3 separate regions of the Mus musculus genome follow, and all the other regions are linked to region 3. Evidence: chromatin loops called from intact Hi-C (ENCODE). Cell type or tissue: left cerebral cortex. All regions are shown on one strand. Links, peaks and the distances in the headings refer to the core of each region. The heading gives the core; the rest is flanking DNA.

Region 1 (3,073 bases), core at 381-2,880, 340 kb after region 3:
GGATCTCAAATCTTAGGTGAGTCTAGGTTGCATGATGAGATCCTGTCTCAAAAAAAAAAAATCAAAGTTCTTAGAATAATATGGCAGAACACACTAACACATTTTTCTAGTTATTTGTGAATAAGCAACTCAATCTCTATACTGTAGCAGACTTTTATGGAATTTAGATTTTGGTAAATATTGGTTCTGGGACAGTATTAGTACATGTACCAAGTAAATGACATTTTATTGTTTGACTTAAGCTTATAGCTAATACTTAGGATGTTCTATATATGGTAGCTGAGATACTGTGCATGGTAGGTGAGGTATATGCGTCAATACACTCATAAGATAAAGCAATGCTGGTTAATAAGCCTATTGGAGAGATATTAAAATGTCTTCATAGAATTTTACGTATAAAGCCTGAAGTCACTGAGCCAGTAAGTGTGAAGAATGATGGGCTGAGTCCACACTGCTTAAATGCCCACTGCTCTTGCCCGTGACACTGTACTGCTCTATTAACCCAGGGGAAGAGCTATAAGCAAGCAATGCTGCAAGCGTTAGTTAACAGCCCGTGTTTAAGTTGTCCAGGAGGGTCACAATACTTCTGTGTTAGAGGTGGCTGTTGCTCAATAATGCCATCATTGATCATGAGCTCTGTTAAGGACTTAGTATTCTCTCAAAAGCGTTTCCCATGACCACTGTCAGAGATAGCTATGATGTATAGCTGACCGATATTATACCTACTTTATAGATGATGAACTGCAGTTGAATGAAGTATATACATTCCCAAAATTCTCAGTTATTGGTCTGTCTAACCAAAAGTATATTACTACTTGTGTGTGTGTGTGTGTGTGCGTGTACCTGTGTGAGTGCATGTGCACGCGTGTGTCTGTGGAGGTGGGGGTATGTACACGTGTATATCTGGGTACATATACAGAAGCCACAGAAAGATATCAGATGCTATGCTACTTTAGATTAAGTCTTACATCTCCTGCCCTGTATTATTCCCTGAGACAGTGTCCCACACTGCTAGGCCATCAGACCAGAAGCCCTAGCCAGCCTCCTGTCTCTGGCATCCATATCGATTGGATTCCAGGCATGCACCACCATGCCTGGCTTTCTCATAGGTGCTGGGACCTCAGTTCAGGTCTTTATTCTTGCACAGCAAGTTTCTTTATCCACTGAGCCAATTCTCTGGGCCCCCATTACTTAATTTTTTAAGTGAATATTTCATGTTCCTCGGTTTTGTTCTGCTGAAATCCTTCATTGGTAATGATGAGCAGTAGACATCAATAGAAAAAACAAGACTGTCCCTCCATGTCCCAGAACAAAGTCAAGTACCTGATCTATTAGTAATTATCTGAGTATCACTGCCAGAAAGCAGCGACTTCACTTCATGGGAAAGAACAAAGGCAGAGCATTGAATTAGGTTTGTTCTTTGTGAAATCAGGCTTCCATTTTCCTAGCCAGGCTTCCACAGGAAAACTTAGTGAAATATTCTCCCAATGGCCACAAGATGGCGGTGAGAACAAAAGAGACAGTGAAATTTATAAACCACATGCAACCCTCCTTTCAAACAGTTGTAGAATTTATTTTCTATGTGTCTCGTTGAATTCAGACTAATAACCAATGTCAGAAATATCTGACCTTCTATTTCTCCAATATGAAACTGTGTTTTATTTCCAATTTGGAATGGAACTTTGATAAATTTGAGAAAATAGCCAATTCTTTCTTTCTCTTTCTTTCTTTCTTTCTTTTTTTTTTTCTTTTTTTCTTTTTTCTGAAGATTAGCCAAAAAAAGAGAGCTCCTGGCATCATGCCTATTCAATAACTTTGGCCATCGCTGTAGCAAAATTATAGTAAATTGAATGTACGAAAAAAATAAGAGTCCTGTGAGCTCTACAAAATGAATTTCTATGCTATTTTGGATGACAATATATTTATTATCAGTAATATAGACTTCTGACATTACACAAAAAGTAGAGTCAAAATTCTCCCAAACTTCATGTTCAGAGATGAAACCAAAAACATAGGAGACTTTGTTTCTAGGCTGTGAAACTGGCCGATTGTGGTAATTTATTCTTATATCAACTATTACATATAATTTTAATTTTAAACATTCTCTTATTTATTATATATGTTATCATTTATGTGTGGGATCAGAGGCATGCAAGTGTCAGGGCACAAGTGTAAACCTCAGAGGACAACTTGAAGTTGGTTCTCTTTATCTAACACATAGAAGCTGGGAATCAAACTCAGGCCTTCAGGCGTGGTGGCAAACCCCTCTCCTCTCTGAACCACCTTGTTGTCATATAATTTTAATTTCTTCACTCTATCATCCCTGCCTCTTTTGAGACTTAGACTCTAGGGAAACAAGTGGAGTGAAAAGGTAAAAAGTAGAAAACAAAAAGCTAAAGGCTAAGGAAAACTATTGTGTAGCTGAGTTAAAGACTGAGTGTTTCTGTTAGATGCCTTAATTTGACCAGACCCATATAATTTTGCTTCATATACCGTATATCTCATATACCATAGAAAGAATGGCCATCAAGGTTAGAAGGATCGGTCTGAGCTCTGTCCTTTAATAAAATTAAGAGCTTTCTAGTGTAGAAGAACGATGGCGTCAGGAAGGGACTATGGGAAGAGTTGTCTTTCAGAATCACAGCTGCAGGGTGAAGCCATGAAACTCAAAGTAAGGGTGAGCCAATGGTTTCAAAGCAAGTCTGCGACTTGACCTATCACATGCTAACTGTGACTACTATTTGATGCTGTTTGGCTTCTCTCACTTAACTCCCCTCTCAGTTCTATGATGAAGGGGGCTTGAATATCTAATCTATCATCCATCTATCTATCCATCCATTCATCTGTCTATCATCTATCTATCTACTGATGGCCTAAGGACATCCTGCAGTCAGCCCACGTTCAGGTGGTTGCCAAGTGATGGCGCCAGCTCTAATTTCTTAAGGCCTGAGACATGGGAGCACATCCGTGCCATCTTGTAGAGACAAGTGATAATCACACATTCGAATTAGCATATTCTTCAGCTGTTGTCTCACCTCTCTGGTCCTTTGTCTTTCCCTCCATACCCCATTGA
Region 2 (3,073 bases), core at 381-2,880, 170 kb after region 3:
TATGATCTTGGGAAATGGTGCTTTTCACTCTATAGGCAAGCTGTACTGTTAGCATAGCTCCACTCTGAAAATCTTAATTCTTATTTAGAAATGTTTAACTTTTTACAAAGACAGTGCTGGTAGTGCTCTCCTAGGCTGACCTTGAAGCCCTGATCTCAAGGGATCTGCTTACCTCAACCTCTCAAGTGCTTGGGATCTTTACATGCCTCACACCCTGCCTAGATTTGCTTAGATTATTTTAATAAATGTAACTAATTTTTATGAGGTTGTTTGTTAGCCCATATTTTTGTGCAATAATTCATTCAATGATACTATTCATATAAAATGGGTACTTTTTTCTTCACTAGATAGTGGAGAAACAGGCAAAAGATACCATAAAAAGAAGAATCAATACATTCCCAAAACAGAGTCTTCTTTAGCATTCAGATCTTATTTGATGATGTTAATATCAGAAAACAAGAGACCTTGAGGTCCCAGTGACCTACCCTAGAAAATCTATTTTGTTGGCTGTGCATCACTTTCTCTGTCTCTTGTCTAGGAATCTTATTTCAGACTTCACGTTGAAGGATTGGTAAGCTCTTGCTGCTCACAGAGGGGAAGAACATGAAAGGCTATGGGAACTCACAACAGTCCTATTGGTTCTTAGGCTCATCATATTCACTTGTGTGCCACTTGGCAGGCACACATGTGACCAACACCAAGGTCACAAAGATAAGGACAGAAATCTTTCAAGAAGAAATTGCCATTTGGGCACAGTAACATAACCAACCATGTTTTCACACTGTGGACATAATTCTGCTGCCACACAAGCCTGACAGTTTAGAACCACATTCTACTAACTTCAGTGTGACAGTGTATTTCCCACTCCTTGGAGGTTTGAATCAAATAGAAAAAAAAAAAAATCCCAGCAGGGCTTCCAATTCCTAGATCCAATATGATCTAACACTAGGGACCATACATACCGACTCTGTGAAGACAGCCATGCAACTCTAGAGTCTGAAGTTCAGGTTCTACTAGGAGCTGCGTTTCATCATTGCTGTGCCTTCAACCACACAGATGCCTTTCTTTGATCGCTCATCTGAATTGAATTACAAATGTCCATAACCCAGATATTCATTCTGTTAAATGGCAGATTCTAAAGTCACATACCAACTATCCTTATTTTTGTAATATAAAAAAATAAAAGACTTCATGTAAGACAAAAGATAGCTTGACTCCTCAAAGAGGTCATTTGTCACTTTTAAACTATTAGACTTATAGAGTAATGTCATTACTAATAGGTGGAACACCTAGGGTTAACCAGACTCTATAGATTGTACTCTATAGGTTAATATGTACATAATATAACATATTTACAGTGTTCTCTTTTATATAAGTCAATGTGTAGATTGTTTGCCACCTAGTGGCAGTTGTTTTCAGCTCAGTCATTAATATTCATGAGCAATTTTAATTAGTTTGGCAATGTGCTTTTTTTTTTTTAAAGATTCCAAAGTCATAAAATGTTTAAAAGTGTTGACAATGACATTATTCTGCTCCAGCAGACATTTTTAAAAAAAAAAAAACTTGCAAATTTGATTTATATTTAATGCCTGACAATGACAAATGAGGGAGAGGATTCAGAAGTCATTTCCCGTTGTACAGAGAGTGCAGAGAATGATAAAATGAACATTCCAGGTTTTAGCAAATAATTCTAAAATCTCCCTTGGATGTGAGTTTTGTTTTGTTTTGTTTTGTTTTTCACACTCATTGTGAAGCAGACCATAGACACATAGATACTAAACTCATTATTTTATTCCATCACATTGGTTTAGGTAAGAGGTTCTCAACCTGTGGGTTATGACCCCTTTGGGAATTGAATAACCATTTCGACAGGGGTCATTTAAGAACATCAGAAAACACAGATATTTACATTATAATTCACAACACTAGCACATCTACAGTTGTGATGTAGTGAAAAATCATTTTATGGTTGGGGGTCACCACAACATGAGGAACTATATTAAAGGCCCACAGCACTACAAAGGGCAAAAACCACTGGTCTATGTGATTCTAAAGAGTTATTCAGTTTTTCCTGGAAGTCATGTTTTAATTTTTAATATTTTATTTAAAAATTACTATAAATTCTCATTAGATTTTGGGCATAAAGATTGGAATAGTTCTCACAAATAATGACATCCTATTTTCATATAAATTCATAATGTTTTCCCAAATTTTGGATCTCATATACTGAACTATATTAGAATAGCTGGGAGCAGCTGGGCAGTGGTGGTGCATGCTTTAATTCCAGCACTTAGGAGACAGAGGCAGGCAGATTTCTGAGTTTGAGGCCAGCCTGGTCTACAGGGTGAGTTCCAGGACAGCTAGGGCTACACAGAGATACCCTTGAAAAACCAAAAAAAAAAAAAAAAAAAAAAAAGAAAAGAAAGAAACAATTTGAAAATGATTGTAGAAGGCAGCATGTATGGCGCCCACGGTGTCTGCCTATGGGCCACCAGGGCAGAAATGAGAGCTCAGGACTTCCTTGAACAAAGCTACAACAGAATCTTGAGCTCTAGGTTCAGGTAAAAGACCCTGCTTAATACTCAGAGAGAATAATGATTGAGGTAGACAGGCAACATCAATCTCTGTTTTCCATACACACATATACCTGCACACAGAGGCATGTGCTGGAAATCTGCACATATACACATACGAACACCATGCACACACATGTATACAAAAAGAAAGAAAGCCAGGAACAAGAGAAGAATGAAGTAAAGTGTGAGCGGATGAGGTAAGGCTTAGATGATAACAGGCCTCATGCAGAGATCAACGATCATGTGCCTTAAACAGAACTCCAGAATAAAGAAAAGGAGTTCTGATTCAGATTAAGAGGTCTGAGTAATATAGCTGGATGCCTTTTTGTTTTGGGATAAATTGTAAACAGCCAGAAGTTATTTATAACTGAGTTCACTGGGTGTTGAATTTTTGACAATGCAGCTATTAAATACACAGTGACCAAATTATATTTTGATCTTAAGTGTAGCAGACTGATTAAGAAATAATCCTTGATAAGAAGGGGATTAAAGAACAA
Region 3 (3,073 bases), core at 299-2,798:
CCCTAAATCCCGGAGCGCTCTCCTCTGTAACCTGAGCACTGGAGGGAGGGCCTGCAGCTCACTGGCCAGCCAGTCTAGCCAATCAGTGAGCCAGGTTTGGAGAGAGGGAGGGGGGAAAAAAGGATGACTGGGAGCAGAGCAGGAAAGCTTGTAACTGTAACAACTCAAGCTGGTCTCTGGCCTCCCATGCAACCATACCAAAGGCACACATACGCTACGGGACACTCCTTTTTGCCCAATGCTTCTTTCACCTTTTCAAGCACGCCTACTGTCTACTTGTTCAAACATTCAAAGCAGTTCCCACAAACTTAAGTTTTGTTGTTGTTTTCCTTTCTACTAACCCTGTCACACACTCTCTTTAATTTCCAGCTGCACTGGAAACCAAGTGTCCAGTGAAAGACATCTGTCTGGTGACCTTCAGAACTGCTGTGTACCCCCAAGACTTCTTTTAAGGATCTAGCATTGATTATATTGGAGGAAAAGGAAAACAAACAAACAAACAAACAAACACCCTCAAAGCACTCTCATAAAGCCCTCGCATCCATAATATACAATTCAAACTCAACACCCATCACACCACACTGCACTGTGTATTCAAATTAACTAGGTACATGTAAGGTGAAATTAATTTTAATCACTCACATCATTCCCGTACTCTAAACCACATAATAAAAATTCCCATTGTAAATAAGACTGTTACCCAAGCACCAGGAGGGAAATACAAATTCAACTCCAGCCTGAGCTACATAGATGGATGGACCCTGTCTCTTTCACTGTGACGGACAGGTGGTAATTACAAGAATGATTCTATACAACCTTAATCCCTCCTGTTTTTATCCTTAAAATTCAATGTTTTTTTTTTAAATACAGAATACACACTGGGAAATAGTTATGTAACCCATGCATATATAAAGTGGTTTAAATCGTAAATTATACAAAGTATACTGAAATAAATGTTTTTACTCAGTGAATCAAAATTACACCGTTACGAGAAGATACTATGTATTTTATGAGTATATATTATGTAAGTTTATACGTAAATTGTTGAATAATTTGTTAGCCTGAGATTATATGCATCAGAGACACATACAAAATGATCAGTTCATATAAAAGCTAATTTCAGGTTTGTTTTTTTTTCAGTTTTTTGCAAAGTGCTAAGCACAGGTTTCATTTTGACTTTTCCTTAACATTCCGAATTAAGCTACCTGCTATGAGTCGTAAGAGGGGAAATAAAAAAAAAAAAAAACGGAGGTACAGATGATGGTAAACAGAAGACAAACTTTCTTATCTAGGGAGTGTCAATCTCAAATCTCAGAATAAAAAGCTTTGGTTTTCTTACTGTATGCAAGAAAGGATGGAAATCACAGGGTCCGCAAGCTTAGACGTCATTGTTCTCTGATTTACAAAACTTCTATTTCGGACTAGCATCCTTTCTCACATCTGGCTGCAACTCAGGTCTTCTAATTACTTCCACGTCTAAACGGACTGCATGTAGCTACAAGTAAAGGCCAAACTTTGGTCTTGTCTCTCGAACTTAAGATGCGTTTAACCACTAGAGGTCCCCCCTTGGCCAGTTTTGCAGGCTCACTATTTTGCTGCACTTGAAACTTTCCGGCTCTCTACTCGAGTCAGTGTTTTTCTAAAAACTTGCGCAAAAATCCACGCAACCGAGGTAGCCAGTACAGAGCTTCCCGGGCTCCCCACACCAATAAAGGCATCATAACCAACCACCTACGAAAATTGAAATGAAAATTCAACTCACTCATCCCAGGCGACGCACCTCCCCCCCCCCCCCACACACACACACACTCAAACCGGTTTCTTATTTCTCGTCTCAGTTTCCCTTAACTTAGAACAATTCTTTAACATCTATTTTTGTTCCTGGGCACTTTGGATGATCTTAAATGCATGCTTTTGGCGGTAGCCCCAAGGTGGCAAAGGAGCGGGCCAAGGGATGCAGAAGGCGGGGGGGATGGGCCCAGCAAACTGCGCCCGAGAAAGTTGCATAAGGAAAGAGACTCCGTTTTTCGGGTCCCCCCCCCCTAAAAAAACAAAAAAAAGAAGAAAAATAAATCAGCGGGGAAAGGAGAGGAAAAGGAAGCTGGGCGGTGGCTGCAGGAGGACAGAGAAGGAAAAACCAAAGCGAGTTTACCTTCGTGTCCCCGTGGAAGGGTGGGGCAAGAGCCCTGACCCACGCGACCCGGCAGTGCGGCTGGATCTCCCACCCGTTTGGTCGGAGCGCGGACGGACAGACAGACACCACGGCCGGACGCGAAGAAAGCCGCCACGCTGGTCAACTTTCTCTCACGGCCCCGCGGTGGGCCGTGATCGGATCAGATCCGATCGTGAGGTTCGGGTCCTAGAAACCCCCACACACATGCACTTTTTTGCCTTTTGGATTTTTTTTTCCTTTTCTCTTTTTCCCTTTTTCTATTCTCCCAAGAAGGCGATTAAAGTTTTCCCTCCGCCAGTGCGCCCCTGGCCCCGCCGCTCTCAAGTTTGCCTCCTCCTCCGGCCGGCGGCTGGCTGGCTGGCGGGGCGCGCGGCGGATGCCTCCGCTCCTGCGCTTCCCGATCCCCACCCCCGCCGGCCTCTACTTCCCCCGCCCCGCCGCCGCTGCGCGAGGCCGGCCCCGCCGGGCCCAGGACGCGAGCGTGGACCAGACAGTAGCCCATGAGCGCAGATCGGCGCACGCACGGGTGGCGAGGCGGACCCCGGCCGCCGGCCTCGGCCACCCGGGGCGGCGGTAAACAAGTTGCAGGCTCCACGGCCCCCGCCGCAGCCCGCCACCGCCTCGCCTCGCCTCGCTCGCACGCCCGCGCCCGCACCGGCGGCGCTGCGCGGAGAAGATCGCCGCGACGGTGCGGGTGCCCGGCCCGGCCCCGCGTCCTCCACCCCGCGGGGACGGCAGTGTCGAGCCCGCGCCGCCGCGTTCCCTAAAAGCACTTTCCTGCTTCCAGCAGGAGGAAAAAAAAAAAAAAAATCCAGCGGAGGCTTTATTTCTTTCTTCTTCTTCTTCTTCTTTTTTTTTTTCCGTGCAACTTTCCCAAAATGGCGGAAATTGGAGGCGATC

Evidence for each region. A loop is a pair of places that touch in the nucleus more often than their neighbours do. Peaks named below come from ENCODE experiments on the same cell type or tissue, not always from the same donor. Only the 100,000 strongest peaks of a DNase experiment are listed, where the experiment ranks them.
Region 1: it touches region 3 in a loop (4-fold over the local background); 18 of 42 quality-filtered maps call a loop at or near these places.
Region 2: it touches region 3 in a loop (10-fold over the local background); 14 of 42 quality-filtered maps call a loop at or near these places.

Annotation. Positions count from the first base shown.
Region 1 is chr10:26,709,777-26,712,849 of GRCm38, forward strand. The region is part of intron 1 of Gm48893 (a long non-coding RNA gene); the gene reads left to right. Among named protein-coding and RNA genes, the nearest start is that of Gm48893, 16 kb to the left of the region's middle. In left cerebral cortex, for the core only: a CTCF peak has its summit at 1,490 (motif pointing right); a DNase peak (open chromatin) is centred at 1,486.
Region 2 is chr10:26,538,996-26,542,068 of GRCm38, forward strand. No RefSeq gene overlaps it. Among named protein-coding and RNA genes, the nearest start is that of Gm30034, 110 kb to the left of the region's middle. In left cerebral cortex, for the core only: a CTCF peak has its summit at 1,411 (motif pointing left); a DNase peak (open chromatin) is centred at 1,405.
Region 3 is chr10:26,371,549-26,374,621 of GRCm38, forward strand. L3mbtl3 (L3MBTL3 histone methyl-lysine binding protein) reads right to left here and starts at 2,524. Exons shown (of 22, transcript NM_001359254.1): 1 at 2,153-2,524. In left cerebral cortex, for the core only: a CTCF peak has its summit at 1,562 (motif pointing right); DNase peaks (open chromatin) are centred at 1,571, 2,266 and 2,644; H3K4me3 peaks cover 1,517 bases; H3K27ac peaks cover 565 bases.